Regions from separate parts of the Homo sapiens genome. Here region 2 is linked to region 1. Evidence: chromatin contacts called from ENCODE Hi-C or POLR2A ChIA-PET data. All regions are on one chromosome and are shown on one strand. The core of a region is the stretch at or near the end of the contact, and the rest is flanking DNA. Distances in the headings are between cores, read along the strand shown. Region 1 has its middle 99 kb from the start of IGF1R. Region 2 overlaps IGF1R (insulin like growth factor 1 receptor).

Evidence for each region. Hi-C counts contacts between places; a loop is a spot of excess contacts on that map. ChIA-PET counts read pairs that join two places held with the same protein, here RNA polymerase II (POLR2A).
Region 2: a loop to region 1 is called in a map of left cardiac atrium, with 2.2 times the contacts of the local background. The contact joins two enhancer-like sites. A Hi-C loop is called at or near these places in 1 of 168 maps with a recorded cell type or tissue (left cardiac atrium). POLR2A ChIA-PET finds 5 or more read pairs at or near these places in 1 of 52 experiments (activated T-cell).

Annotation. Positions count from the first base shown.
Region 1 is chr15:98,545,792-98,553,731 of GRCh38, forward strand. No RefSeq gene overlaps it. Among named protein-coding and RNA genes, the nearest start is that of IGF1R, 99 kb to the right of the region's middle. Within about 2 kb of position 2,745, at least 28 of the 41 ENCODE cell types and tissues checked have a DNase peak (open chromatin) inside an H3K27ac peak, as active enhancers do.
Region 2 is chr15:98,901,984-98,909,923 of GRCh38, forward strand. IGF1R (insulin like growth factor 1 receptor) reads left to right here. Exons shown (of 21, transcript NM_000875.5): 6 at 6,702-6,916. Among named protein-coding and RNA genes, the nearest start is that of PGPEP1L, 100 kb to the right of the region's middle. RefSeq lists an enhancer at 5,883-6,383. Within about 2 kb of position 4,893, at least 8 of the 41 ENCODE cell types and tissues checked have a DNase peak (open chromatin) inside an H3K27ac peak, as active enhancers do.

The DNA.
Region 1 (7,940 bases), core at 1,495-3,994:
CGTGGCGAAACCCTGTCTCTACCAAAAAATACACAAATTAGCTGGGTGTGATGGTGTACGCCTGTAGTCCAGCTACTAGGGAGGCTGAGGTGGGAGAATCACTTGACCTCAGGAGGCGGAGGTTGCAGTGAGCTACAGTGGTGCCACTGTACTCCAGCCTGGATGACAGAGAGAGACCCTGTCTAAAAAAAAAAGGAAGAAAAGCATGAAGAGATTAATCACAGTGCTAAGGACTCCTCTGAGGTCACATCCAGGCTCAGTGGGGCAGAGCACTGAGAAATGAGCCTGTGCTGTCATACGTAGGATGTGGGGAGGCCTGGCTCACCAGCACCTGAGAACCCTGACTTCCATATTATCCATAACGGGGGTACAGGCTAGGGCTTTCCCCCATCAGCACCCAGCAACACACTACCATCTATCCATTCACAGGTGGGAGTCTCCAGGAGGGGAAGCAGGTAAGGCACAGGCAGGGCCCTGCGCAGGTGGAGACTGGTTTTGTGTCTGGGGTTTGTTCCTTCTGGTGGGTTCCTGGTCTCGCTGCCTTCAAGAATGGAACCGCAGACCTTCACAGTGAGTGTCACAGCCCTTACAGATGGCACAGACCCAAACAGTGAGCAGCCGCAAGACTTAATGTGAAGAGCAAAAGAACAGATATCCCACAACATGCAACGGGACCCAAGCAGGTTGCCTCTGCTGGCTGGGGGGTAGCCAGCTTTTATTCCCTTATCTGTCCCCGCCCATGTCCTGCTGATTGGTCCATTTTACAGAGTGCTGATTGGTCCATTTTACAAACCTCTAGCTACAGAGCGCCTATTGGTGCATTTTTACAGAGCACTGATCGGTGCATTTTACAAACCTCTAGCTAGCTACAGAGCGCCCATTGGTGCGTTTTACAATCCTCTTGTAAGATATAAAAGTTCTCCAAGTTGCCACCCGACCCAGAAGTCCGGCTGGCTTCACCTCTCAGTTTCGTGTTCTACTCCAATACCATCTGTACACCTTCATGCGGGGATTAGGGATTTGACAGGTGAATAGGTTACTCAATAGCGTTCAGAGTTCATAAACCAAGACTCTACCTGCTTCCCACAGCCTGCGTTCATGGGAAAGAGGCAAGAAAATAAAACCAGCCTCAGCTATATCGAATCCTTTCCTTCCCCTCCCAAGTCATTAACAAAGACTGACACTGTAGTATTTATCAAAAAATCTTGTTCCCTAAGTGGTGATACAGAATAATTATCTCAGCATGCAATCAGCTCAGCGATCTTCTTCAAAGCAATTTGTGGCAAGGATATGCAGTTTTTAAATAGATTAAATTTTCAAGAGCTTGCCTCTGAAACCTGGTCAGAATGTATTTACAACTCACCTGGTGAGATGATGCGTATCTTAAGCTGGAATTCTCTTTCGTTAGGTCTTGCTTAATTGAATCAAGCAAAGTCATTTTGGGATCGTCCCAAAAGAAACCCTTTTATCTCAAGGCAAATGTGTTTTAACAAGGCCCTAAGGTGAATAAAAGCTAGGTTTCCACTCACCGGAGCTCTCTGCTCCTCCTTTCAAAAGCCTACCACTCTACTTCATTTGTTTTTCTTTTAAGTGAGGAAATTGCTTATGGAGTTAACTGTTGCCAGTGAAAGCAACAAGTTGCCTCTCCCCTCCTCTACTCTTAAGAAACACCTTGTTTCCCTCCCTCTCTTCCTTCCTTCTTTTAAAATAAATAAGTTATGCATAGCTGGAGCGTGCATGCAATGCTCAGGCGTGGTCCTGGTATAGCCAATAGCGTCATATTCAGCCCTGTTTAATTCCCACTGTCTTGGGTCTAGAATTTAGGCTTTTGAGAAATCTTTATTGAATTAATGAAAACTCAAAGACCACGATTCTGCATTCCCCCAAATCCTGAAGTGCAGTAGGAGCCCATGCAGGGCTTGGGACGGGCTTTTTGCCTCAGCAGCCAGGACAGCCTCTGCATCCGTGACCACCTCCCCGCCCCCCTCGCATTCCCCCCCATCCCCTGGTGATATCCTTCTAGCGCAGGCTCGTGCTCTGGAGGCGGGGTGGGGCCGGGATTCTGCAGCTGTAACCAACTCCCCCGCTGGGGGCATGGGGCTGGTCCCTGGGGCGCACAGAGAAGTTGTGACAGATAATTGACGTGATCGGGAGGGGCGTCCAGGCAGACCTCATGTGACTTCTAAAACCAACCCACAAATCTGAAGCGTGGCTTGCGTGGTCAGCCGCCTGCCTGGCACCCGGTGAACAGTTTCTCCCGGACTCTCTGCATCTAGCCCCAAAGAATCTAAGATTCTTTGTCTAGAAAAGTGCCCTGGTCTTCCCTGGCACCCTTCGCGGTGGGTTTCCTTGACTCCGCATAAACTCCCGTTCCAGCCCAAATCAGAGGCGGTCGCAGCAGCCGTTCCTCGTCTCCATCAGCATCCGCGTTGCCATTTCCCCGTCCTGAGCTGTTGCTCATATCAAATGTCACTCGGGGATGACTAAGAGCCGATGTTGATGAGGAGCCTTCAGCGTTACGGTAAAGGAGCTCGTGCAAACTTAGACCCCAGTCATCTGACGGTCACGTGGGCGGGCGTCGCGGCCCAGGCCCCCGCCTCCTCCGTCCTCCGCGATTCGGACATGACACGGTCCTCCGCGAAGGGCAGGCGTTACATAAACCCGGCGAGCTCACACCGTGCGGCGGGGAGCAGCGCGAACGCTCGACCCGGACACCTCCCTTCCAGGTCCCGTTCCGTAGGCGGGGCCGCTCCCGAGGCACAAGGAGGCCTGCGCGGCGCCCGAGGTGTCCGGATCCCAAAACAGGACCCCAGGAGTTTCTCACACTCAGGACTGGCCCCTAGTTGTCAATCCAGAAAAGGCATCCTCCGTCCTAGATCCAGCCTGTATTTCACGGAAAGCGTTTCCTCCCCCATCCCCAAAGCCGGCAGGGGTGGGGCGGAGAGGGGAGGCCCGGGGAGACTGACTCTATTATATAAACTTGTAATTGGCTCCGGTTCCTGCGGCTCGGGCGGCACTGCAGGACGTTTCCAACCAGATGGGTTGTGAGGCCCCGCGGCTTCCTCCTCTTCTTCCCTCCCCCTCCGCGCCCGTCCCCTGGCCAGCCAAGCCCCACCCTTCTGCCTTCCCAAGGCTACCAGAATTTCCCTGTCTTTCCAGTCCTCCCCTGCACAGGAGATGGCACCCAGAAAAGAAATGCATGATGATTTGAAAATGGTATTCCATTGTTAAACGAATGTATTCCCAGTCTGCTAGTCCTGGCTCCAGCTGACTCTTAGAATCAATCACCTCAGTAACTCAAATGTTCCAAGCTGGGAATCAGTCATCTCAGACCGGCATTCTCAAATGAGCTGGGCGTAGGGGGGTTGTCAAAACTCAGAGCGCTGAGCCCGACGCCCAGAATTATGTTCGATCGCTCTAGATTGGGCCCCAGAAATGTGTATTTCTTTCTTTCTTTTTAGAGGCAGGGTCTCCTTCTGTCGCCCAGGCTGGAGTCCAGTGGTGGAGTCATGGCTCACTGCAGCCTCCACCTCCTGGGCTCAAGCCATCCTCCTGCCTCGGCCTCCCTCATTATAGACATGAGCCACCACACCCAGCGAGGAAGGTGCATTTCTACAAGTTATCAAGTGATGCTGATGCTGTGGAATAGTATACACAGGAGCAGGGTGGTGGTTTATATAATTCTCCTTCCATTAAAAAGGTTTGCAAAACAAATTAATAGTGTGAACAGAATGTCAGGAAGACCAGCCTCCTCTCAGGGATTCTCTGGCAGTTTAGAAGTGAGAGGTGACAGCGTGCTGGCAGCCCTCACAGCCCTTGCTCGCTCTCGGCGCCTCCTCGGCCTTGGTGCCCACTCTGGCCACGCTTGAGGAGCCCTTCAGCCCGCCGCTGCACTGTGGGAGCCCCTTTCTGGGCTGGCCAAGGTCAGAGCCGGCTCCCTCAGCTTGCGGGGAGGTTTGGAGGGGGAGGCGCAGGCGGGAACCGGGGCTGCGGGAGGTGCTTGCGGGCCAGCGCGAGTTCTGGGTGGGCGTGGGCTTGGCGGGCCCGCACTCAGAGCGGCCAGCCGGCCCCACCGGCCCCAGGCAGTGAGGGGCTTAGCACATGGGCCAGCAGCTGCTGTGCTCGACTTCTCACCGGGCCTTAGCTGCCTCCCTGCAGGGCAGGGCTCGGGACCTGCAGCCCGCCATGCCTGAGACTCCACCCCGCCTGCCATGGGCTCCTGCATGGCGCGAGCCTCCCCGAAGAGTGCCACCCCCTGCTCCACAGCGCCCAGGCCCATCGACCACCCAACGGCTGAGGAGTACGGGCACACTGCACAGGACTGGCAGGCAGCTCCACCTGCGGCCTCCGTGCAGGATCCACTGGGTAAAGCCAGCTGGGCTCCTGAGTCTGGTGGGGATGGAGAACCTTTATGTCTAGCTAAGGGATTGTAAATACACCAATCAGCACTCTGTATCTAGCTCAAGGTTTGTAAACACACCAATCAGCACCCTGTGTCTAGCTCAGGGTTTGTGAATGCACCAATCAACACTGTATCTAGCTACTCTGGTGGGGACTTGGAGAACCTTTGTGTCCACACTCTGTATCTAGGTAATCTACTGGGGAGGTGGAGAACTTTTGTGTCTAGCTCGGGGATTGTAAATGCACCAATCAGCACCCTGTCAAAATGGACCAATCAGCTCTCTGTCAAAATGGACCAATCAGCTCTCTGTAAAATGGACCAATCGGCTCTCTGTAAAATGGACCAATCAGCAGCATGTGGGTGGGGCAGATAAGAGAAGAAACGCAGGCTGCGCGAGGTAGTAGTGGTAATCAGTGGGGTATGTTTCTAGGGTGTGCAAGGCTTTGGTCTTTCGCTCTTTGCAGTAAGTGTTGTTGCTGCTTTCTGTTTGGGTTCATGCTGCTTTTATGAGATGTAACACCGTGAAGGTGTGCAGCTTCATTCCTGAAGCCAGTGAGACCACAAACCCATCGGGAGAAACGAGCAACTCCAGACATGCCGCCTAAAGAGCTGTAACACTCACCGCGAAGGTCTGCAGCTTCCCTCCTGATGTAACAAGATCACGAACCCACCAGAAGGAAGAAACTCCGAACACATCCGAATATCAGAGGGGACAAACTCTGAACACGCCGCCTTTAAGAACTGTAACAACGGGAGGGTCCGTGGCTTCATTGTTGAAGTCAGACCAAGAACCCACCAATTCCGGACACAGAAGCACACATTTACAAACAACAAACATGTTCATTATAAATTGTAACATCTATACCTGTGCGTGATGAAGCAACTACAGGAAAACCTCCGATTAGTAACCAAGGTTTGCTCACTCCAGCAACTTGAAATTGAGCATTTTATAGCAGCAGGTGACTTCAGAGACTGGCCAAGCAAAAACCTCATCTAATAGGTGAGAAACAAATGATGGGGGCAGCAAGGTCGGTGGATTTGTGTGGTGAACTGGGAAGGCTGACATCCAGGCAAGCAGGTGTAACTCTGGATAGGGTCAGACCCCAGCCTCCACCTCTAGCTAGCTCTGTAACCTTCTTTTCCCCACTTCCCAATCTGTGGAATGGGATTAAAGTCCATCTTGCTGCAATGTTGTGAAAATTATATAGGATGTATAAAAACCACATAATTCAGATCAGACTTCCATATGTGTCATAGTATTGCTATTATTATTAATGGTCAAAGCCACTGTGCTCATTAGCAGGATCCCTCATTTCTCATCCAGATTGATTTTTTTTCCACTGCCCTAATGAGTAGGGAATGTTTCTTTAAAATATATATACTCATGGCACTTAGGGCTCAAGCTTCTCAAGTGAGAAGCATTTGCTCTTAATTAGTCCAAACAGATGCAGTGGGTTGAACTTTGTGGTTGTTTATGAGGCTGATGGAAGTAACAATCAGCCCAAGAACCAGGAGGATTCAAGATGCCACTTTGGAGTTTTTTGTGAAATGCATACCCTGAGTGGTGTGACTCAGTCTCTCCTGGTATTTATTTATGAGACGGAGTCTGCTCTGTTGCCTAGTCTGGAGTGCAGTGGCGCGATCTTGGCTCACCGCAACCTCCGCCTTCTGGATTCAAAGCAGTTCTTCCTGCCTCAGCCTCCCAAGTAGCTGGGATTACAGGCACCCACCACCACACCCGGCTACTTTTTGTAGTTTTAGTAGAGACAGGGTTTCCCCATGTTGGCCAGGCTGGTCTTGAACTACTGACCTCAGGTGATCCGCCCGCCTCGGCCTCTGAAAGTGCTGGGATTACAGGCATGAGCTACCGCGCCTGGCCTCTCCTGGTTTCCAAAACTGGTGTTTTCAAATGTCACAGGCCAGGGACAGATGTTGTATACGTTATTACTGCTGCCCCGAGGGCAAATACTCTGAAAACTAAAGAATCTTTGAAACTTCAGTCTAGAGTTTAATATTGCTCCCTCTGAGCTCCTAAACAGATGATATTAGTGCTGAAACTGCTTTGTCTGTATTTTCAGGAAACAGACTGTTACTCATACCTTTGCAGCCTCTCTCATTAACCCCCCTGAGAGACCTCTGCTGCTGGGAGAGTCCCAGGAGTAAAAGGGATGGGGGAGGAAGGGAAAGCAATGGAAGGATCCGGGTGGGTAAATTGGAAATACAGAACCTCCTGGTGTGGCCCTGAGCACCATCGTGGGTGCTTGAGTACGTGGGTTCGTGGCATTCACATTCCCACAAGAAATGAGATGGTAAATTGCTAATGGCTTCCCAGGGGTTTAGTTCCCTGCTGCTATGCCTTCCATGATTTCATCAGAGTTTAGGCGCATTAAAATATCACAATTTAGGCCCACATGTGCGGCATTCACTCATGTTCCTGACATTGATGCTGAAATCCTGTAAGGAAGAAAAACTTCTTTTCCTTGTAATCCGACTGCAATTGTCAGTGTCAACGGACAATTTCAAGTGGGATCCCTCTTACTCTAAGAAGCAGTGATATCTGTGGCTTAAGTTGTTGTAGTGATACACAGAACAAGTTTGGCTTGTTGCTTTTAATTCTCAGAATTTGTGTCTTTTCCACATTAATTTGTTTTCCATCTCTCCAACCTGACTAATTCAGCCTTCAGTTTTATTTCATAATTGCTCATAATATTTTTAATCCCCACCCCCCATCTTTGAGCCAAATGGTCTTTAAGATTTTGAATTTCTACTGTGATTCCCGTAACTCTTTGGATGATGAAACCCCAGGCATGGTTTTTAAATCCAATCAAGCATACTGAGATGTGCGTGTCTAATGTGTCTTCAGGTAGGTGGCATCTGTAACTAGGTAGAAATCTGTTTTAAATCAATATACTTACTAGTCTGCACATTTATTCTGGGTTTTTTCAAGTTGTTGTCATAGAGCAGTCACTTATTGTCTTTCATCTTCTTGATATTTTCCTTCTGGGTTGGTAAATTTTTAGCATGTCCTCAGGTACTGTAAGAGAAAGATTTTGATTTATCTAACCTTTTACAAATTCAAGAGCATGGCTCACGCTTCTTGAGATTGCAAGTGAGATTTTGATTGTTTCTCTGACAATTATTGATGTATGTAATATATCCAGACCTGTCGTTTACAGATCCCTTCTAGGAGGCGGAGTTGATATAAAATTGAAATAATTGCTCTCTTGGTGCCCTTTCAAAGTTGCAGTGAGATTGTTCCTCTTGGGTTAATGCTTGGGTGTTAAACACATTTCCTTATCTAGCAAACACACTGAGAACCCATTGTGCCAGCCCCAATTCCTGGTGCTGGGCATACAGAGGGAAGTCAGAGAAGGGCCTTTTTTGTGGGAATCTGGTGATGGTGCCAAAATATGGACAGACTTTATCCTTAATGGAGCATAATAAGAAGGGCCAGGGGCTATGGAAGCCAGAGGAGAGGGACAACTGAACTGCCTCTGGAAGGCCAGAATGGCTTCCGAGTGCAAGCAACACCTCGGCT
Region 2 (7,940 bases), core at 3,643-6,142, 360 kb after region 1:
CGTATTCAAGGCTTTTGAATAGAGGAGTGTTAGCAGAGCTGTCTGAAATTTTTATTTCGGTGTGCTTTTGGTTTAAGCCAAGATAGCTTTCATCCCAGTGTTTCTCAAACTTTGCTACACATTATGGAATCATTGGGGGTGGGGGCAGGGGTGGAGTTGAGAAATCCTGATGTCCAAGTTGCACCCCCACCCCAATTCAATAGGAGCGTTTGGGGTTAGGATCCAGGAATCAGTGCTTGTCTAAAGATCCCTAGGCACTTCAGCAGGCAGCAAAGATTGGAAACCACTGCTTTATCCCTTCATTTCTTCCCATGTGCATATCACAAAGCACTTTGACGGTTTTTTTTCCTAAATATTTTCCCCTCACACTGCTGCCTAATGTTTTAGAGGTTCACCCATGTTGTTAACACGTGTCACACTATTTTCTTGAACTTTTTTTTTTTTTTTTTTTTGAGATGGAATCTTGCTGTGTCGCCCAGGCTGGAGTGTAGTGGCGCTGTCTCGGCTCACTGCACCCTCTGCCTCCTGGGTTCAAGCGATTCTCCTGCCTCAGCCTCCTGAATAGCTGGGATTACTGGCACGCACCACCACGCCCGGCTTATTTTTGCTTTTAGTAGAGACGGACTTTCACCGTGTTGTTCAGGCTGGTCTCAAACTCCTGACCTTGTGATCCGCCCGCCTCAGCCTCCCAATGTGCTGGGATTACAGGCTTGAGCCACCACGCCCGGCCTTCTTGAACTTCTTTTATAGCCAGTGATAACATAAATGTTTCCATTTGGTTCAATAGGATGAAAGTTCTGTTCTGTAGCCTTTTGTTTTTGATGGAGAACAGAACAATTCAAGGTACAGAGATCCTTCAACTCTGACAACCTTGGCTTTCCAAAATGTCACTGAGATCCCCCTCAAAAAGTCTCCTGAGCCATCCAGAACAGAAAATTCAAGCATTTTACATAGAGTAGAGCTCTTATTCCTCACTCAGAGCCTGTTGACTTTTATATCGCACTCGGCGTGAGCTGATTTTGTAACCCAGTTACAAAAGCCATAGCCATGGTTTCCTCAAGGACACCATAGGGTGTATTTCTAGAGTAATGACCTTAGACATTAAGAAAATCAAGACCGCTCTGCTGTTTACAAAGGAAACAGGTTTTGTAATCCACATGTACACAATTTTTATAAAATAGCTAATTTTTAAGCTCTTGAGTAAGAGAATATTTTCACTATCTGGAAAATCCCCTTGTTTGGACAACCTTGTTTCCTGATGGCATCAGATAAATAAGGAGTTAAAGTTTCACATTATTTGGTGCTACCAAGGATTGTTGCCTTGAAAAGAAGAAGGAAAAAGTAGATGGAGGGTGGTGAGTTAAAAGAATTGAAATTCGCGGATAGGCATTTCTATGCTTTTGTTCCTACCACTCGACTGTGCAACACGCAGTGCTTTGTAATACCTTCTTGGAGCTCAAAGGTCAGGCTGAAACATGGCCGCTTTTTCACATTTCCCTGGGACTTTTGGAAAATATACACCAACCCTGTGACCTAGCAATTCCGGGATCCACCCAAGAGAAATGAAAACATGCCCACACAAGACTTGTGTATGAATGCTGGTAGCAGTATTACTCATAATAGCCTCCCGGGATTCCCCCGACCCCCAGCCCAAAAGAAAGACCCACTGGAAACCATTCAGATGTTCATCAGCAGATGAGTGGATAGAAAGATAAATGGATAAATGAAATGTGGCACAAAGGACAACTGACTACTCAACAATAAAAAGACGTGAAGTATGACACGTGTTACAACATGGGTGAACCTCTAAAACATTAGGCTAAGTGAAAAGAAAAAATCCAGACACAAAAGACTACATATTATATGACTCATTCGTATGTAATTTGCAGAAAAGGCAAAACTATAGAGACAGAAAGCAGACCAGGGATGGCTGCAAGGAAGAGGTGGAGATTGACCACCAATGGGAATGAGGGAACTCTTGGATGATGGAAGTGTTCTGGAACTGAGTAGTGGTGATGGTTGGACAGTTGTGTAAATTTACGGAAGCTCATGGAATGATGGGTGAATTTTTTTTTTTTTTTTTTTTTGAGATGGAGTCTCACTCTGTCACCCAGGCTGCAGTGCAGTGGCGCTGTCTCGGATCACTGCAAGCTCCGCCTCCGGGTTCACACCATTCCCCTGCCTCAGCCTCCCGAGTAGCCGGGACTACAGGCGCTCACCACCACGCCCGACTAATTTTTTTGTATTTTTAGTAGAGACGGGGTTTCACCATGTTAGCCAGTATGGTCTCGATCATCTGACCTCGTGATCTGCCTGCCTCGGCCTCTGAAAGTGCTGGGATTACAGGTGTGAGCCACCGTGCCTGGCCTGATGGGTGAATATTTGATAGGCAGGTTATACTTCAGAAGTAAAGCTATTTTTAAGAAACACCTAAACAAAGAGGAAACATTGTCTGAATATCTGTATGGTGCCTGGTTCCACCTAGATAGACATATCCACCCTTGCTGAACCCCTAAGGTTGATGTAAATATTGGATTTGGGGGAGAGTGGACATGATATAAACCAGCCTGTTTGCAGATGGATTGGTGGGAGCATCTGCAGAAAGGCAAAAAAGGCCAAATACTCTTATCAGTTGCAGATGGCTCTGTTGCTGATGACAGCCTGTGTCCTGGGTTCTGATGCCCCCTAGAGACAGCCGTGAAGAGGCAATTTTCTCCTCGAAGGAAGGAACTGGAATGATTGGTTGTATAATTGCAGAATTGTTTTCAGTATGTCAGCAAGCACTGAAAATGGGGAAACTGTCCCTTCCTACCTCTGTAGGCTGGAGACCTCGGGTTCAGCTCCATTTATCAGGGCACAGGACCTTCCTGTTCTGAGACTTTGTTCCAGGGGACTTTCACACTTCAGAGAATAGCACATGTCATCCTGCACTTTTGTGGGGTGATTAAAAGCTCACGGTATCCTTTTATGTTTAGCCCATCCAATTCTTCCAACTGGCCTCAGCCAGAAAAGCAGGGAAGGCACCCCCAGTTTGCAGCTGAGAGACTCCAGCCTGGGAGAGCTGAATAAATCTTTTGCCCAGAGGGGTTCCTCAGTAAATGCTGGAGATGAGGCTCAGACCTGACCTTTGGATTCCCAGATGGAGTGCTCTGAACCGTGTACCTGGGGCTGTCTTCACCACTCAAATATCGATAGAGATAACATAGAGATGTCCTCAGGAAGATAACCAACTGTTCCCATCCTGTGTGGTCTACAGATTGGGAGATAGGGCCTACCCAAGTGTAGAAATAAACATTTTTTACAACATAGAGAAGGCTGAGAACCAGGATACCAATATCAATAAAATCTGGATATCATAGAGCACATGGAAGCTAAAGAAAAATAAGTAACTGGTCAGGTGTGGTGGCTCACACCTGTAATCCCAGCACTTTGGAAGACCATGGCAAGGCATTGCTTGAGCCCAGGAGTTTGAGACCAGCCAGGGCAACATAGTGAGATACCAGCTGTTAAAAAAAAAAAAGAAAAGAAAAATTAACCAAGCATGGTGGGGCATACCTATGGTCCCAGCTACTTGGGAGGCTGAGGTAGGAGGGTAGCTTGAGCCTGGGAAGTTGAGGCTGCAGTGCTCTGTCATTGCACCACTGCACCCCAACCTGGATTACAGAGTGAGACCCTGTCTCAAGGGGAAAAAAAAAAAAAAACCTAATTTTTAAAAGCATTCTTTGAATGTAAAGGCAGTAAGCTAAGAAACAATTAGGAAATCACATTTACTGAATAATTTACTTAAGTAATCTTTTTCTTCAGGAAACAATGATAACTTTAGCGTATGCATATTTTAAAGATGTGCAGACAGGTCTCTGCCTTTTACCTTCTCTTAATTCTCACCTAATCATGGAAGGAATTTAGCGGGGAGCCTTGCCCCAAGCTGTGGCTCGAAAAACAAGCATGGTATTGACAGGCAGCTCATGAATGGCTTGATTATTATTTTGACAAGGGTTTTATTTTTATTTTTCTTTAGCTTCCACAGGCTCCATAATGCCTGGGTTTTATTGATATTGGTATCCTGGCTCCCAGCCTCTTCAATGATTGTAAAAAATGTTTGTGTTTACTGTAAAAAGATAATCTTGCTTTTCAAAGTGATTAGTCAAATACACAGAATTTCAGTGTGCCTGCCATTCATTTGTCAAATTCCTGGTTTATAATTCATGCTTCCTCCCGTGGGGGAGAAGAATGTTTTGTTCAGAAGGTATTTTTGGTGTGGTTCCGTTCCCTGCTAGTGAAATTAGTTTATGAAAAGAGGCCTGGTTCTGGGTGTAGATGGAAGTTTGGCCTGATTAATTGGTCCTTACCGGCAGCCCAGAGGTTTCTTCATCAACAAGGAGATTTTGTCCTGTAACTAACTCAGGTACCTGGAAGCAGCCCGACATTTGGGGGTGCATCGCTGCAGTCTCCTTTGGAGCTGGAGAAACCTATGAGCAAGAATGGGCTTATGACACATCCATTTCCACTCCATCCCTCCTTCCGTTGTATGACTGCATGGAGCCCCTCTGACCTCCAGCAGTGTCACCTGCAGCCTGGTAGTGAGAAACAGCAGGTATGGATGGGGTCTACCCCCAGCAACAGTAGCGCCAGCTGGGCCATATCCTGGCACTGCTCCCCAGGAAACACACCTTGTGTTGCATTGACCAGATCTGGGATCATTTGGACAATGTCTTATGCTGCTTTTCCAGGATAGCTGTGTGTTCAGGAGGGAGCCCTTACTGAAAGGAAAGAACTGTTGACTTACAAGTTTTTGCTACCGGTTTGGTGGTCACTAATGTGTCCAGAGGCCTGAAGATGGGCGTGTGAGGAGCCTGACTTAGCTTCAGAGGCTCTGTCTTTCGACTCACTTGTGTGCTCACTGCACCCCTGTGCTGGCAGGACTCCAACCTCCACCCCCAGCACTTGTGTGGACAGAGAGCCCAGTGCTCAGGAAAGGGTTGGGCTTCAGGCTTGTGATGCAGATTCCGTGGTGGCTCTGTGACTCCTTCTGGTCGTTCTTAAAGTAGACAGGGAGCTTAGATGTCACCTGTGCATTCCCCTTGTTGTCCTACGAGTGAGTAAACAGGGCTACAGATAGCACTAAGGGATCTGCGCATGGCTGTGCAGCTCATTCATGGCATTTCTGGTCCTGGGTCCCAGTCTCTGAACTCCTTCCTGGTCTGACGTCCCTTTGTGAATGTTCAGGAAAATGTCACAGGGCTGCTTGGCAGCATTGTAACCATAATTTGTGCTTTACTGTAAATGAGAATCAGGCTGAGGATTGACCAGCTGGTTAGAGGTCCTGGTTTGGGTGTAAATGAAGACCCTCACCAGATGCAGAGAGATCCCCAATGGACATAGCCTCCAGGGCAGACGAAGCCTTAGGGGTTCTGTTTTGTCCTGGCTACGCTGGCTCTGCAGGGAGGGCTGGGGTTCTTTCTCCTTTGTGTGTTTATACATTAGATCTGTGAGTGGATCTTAGAAGTCACTCAAAGTACTGCACTGATTCCCAAACTTAGTAAGAAGCAGAGCAGGAAGAGGAGAAGAAGGATTCACGGTCCATGGGGATCAGGCCCATCAGCACAGAGGACTCAGAAGTCAACCCTGGCATTGTCTGCTGCCTTCCTGGGGAAGCCAGAGAGAAAGGCCCACTGCGGGGATCTTTCTCTAGACCTAAGCCGTAGCTGTCTGCTTTCTTGCCTCTCCAGGGATGGACTTGTCCTGCCACCTGGGTAGCCAGATAGAACGGCTTCCTGTGCTGGTTGGATCTGCTACTCGTGTGCACACCCTCTGGGGCAGAAGCCACGTCTGGTTTGGTGGGCTTTGGTCCTCCACCACCTCACTGGAACTCAGCCTCTCCTAGATTGCTGGTTCTCCACGTGTGGTCCAGGGACCACAGCAGGGGTCAGCACCACCTGGGATTTGTGATAAATGCAGATTCTTTGCCCACCCCAGCTGAATCAGAAGCTCTGGGGGTGGGGCCCAGCCCTTTGCAAACAAGCTTTGTGCACACTGAACTTGGAGAACCACTGTGTTGGACTCCGAGTCCTCTTGCCTGGATGAGAGGCCCAAGAGCACTGCATGTTAGTGGCTCTTCCTCCTCCCCCACACCTCCAGGGACTGGAGCTGGGGCTGCTCAGAATGAAAGATGAATGGGGGAGGGAGAAGGCCCAGGGTTGACCCCCCACAAGCTTGTCTCCCTGTCTCATGCTGTCTCCTATCCCATCATGCTGCTGATTGGGCAGGATTTACTTCCATGGATAATGGGAGACTTTAGAGCAAAGTGTACGCTGTTCCGATTGGGTAGCAGAGCATGTCTGTTCTCTCATGGACTGCTTTCAAGCACGTTGTACATACTTGGCTGAGAAAAATAACCAAAGGCATTTCTTGGGAATGATTCTAGTAACATCCTCTGGTACAAGAAGCATTATTTGATGGTAATAGTGGTCATAGAATTAATTAGCATCTTACCGATTTTGATATGTTATCCTTGAATCATGTTGCTGCCATTGTTAACAGCAACTGTCTGTTCTCCTATAGTGTTAATAACTAAATCTCTTATTGGCAAAGGAAATGTATTGTGGAGCAGGTGGCAAAGAGGACCTGTGTTACGTGGCCAGCAGGCTAGAGGGGACTGTGGCCAAGGGCAGGTGCGCTAACATCGATTTCTGTGCTTCTAGGAATTACTCCTTCTACGTCCTCGACAACCAGAACTTGCAGCAACTGTGGGACTGGGACCACCGCAACCTGACCATCAAAGCAGGGAAAATGTACTTTGCTTTCAATCCCAAATTATGTGTTTCCGAAATTTACCGCATGGAGGAAGTGACGGGGACTAAAGGGCGCCAAAGCAAAGGGGACATAAACACCAGGAACAACGGGGAGAGAGCCTCCTGTGAGTGACAGCATCCAAAACACCGTGGGCCCAACCATCATGATAACAGCAGACCCTCCTCCCATGTGTGATGGCAGCTTTCCTCTGCGGCCCCTCCTGGTTTCACATGGGGGACCACTAGACCATCTTAACTAGCACTTTGCTCCTACTTATATGTCATCACAATCAGTAGTGGGCAGATACGTGATGTATTCGTATTTATAAATTCTGTACATCTCTGTGAGTGTGTGAAACACTTATAAGTAGGTTCTCAAACTTTAAAGTGCTGCTTACAGAATGCACAGTTAAATGTCCTTTTATACACAGGTGCACAGTTAGATATTTCTCTTTCTTTTTTCTTTTCTTTTTTTTCTTTTTTTTTCTTTTTTTTTTTTTTTTTTGAGATGGAGTCTCACTCTGTCACCCAGGCTGGGGTGCAGTGGCATGATCTTGGCTCACTGTAACCTCCACCTCGGTTCAAGCGGTTCTCATGCCTCAGCCTCCCGAGCAGCTGAGATTACAGACACCTGCCACCATGCCCAGCTAATTTTTGGATTTTTAGTAGAGACGGGATTTCATCATGTTGGCCAGGCTGGCCTCAAACTCCTGACCTCAAATGATCCACGTGCCTCAGCCTCCCAAAGTGCTGGGATTACAGGCTTGAGCCACCATGCCCTGTCCGATTATTTTTCAGGGAAGAGCCAGTGTGCTTCAGCCCTATGAGCTCTACCCTTCTGCTCCCACAGAAGGGAAGCACAGGCCTGTGGGGTGGAGGGGGCTCTGCCCTAAGCGCAGCCCCTGTGGGCCACGGGTTTCCTGTCCCTTACACTCGGCCGCCTTGTTTCTCCCACCCCAACATGAAAAAGATGGAGTGAGCCTGCAGCCCTGAGTTGATATTGCTTTTTAAATTGAGAACAATATAATTACAGCCTTGTACTGTTTATAAAACTTTAAGGTCTCATATCAGAGATACAGCAGTGCCTTTCTCATCTAACCCTGTGTAGAATACGGCTGTTGAGAATGGCGTGGCTCTCTGGCTGGATAG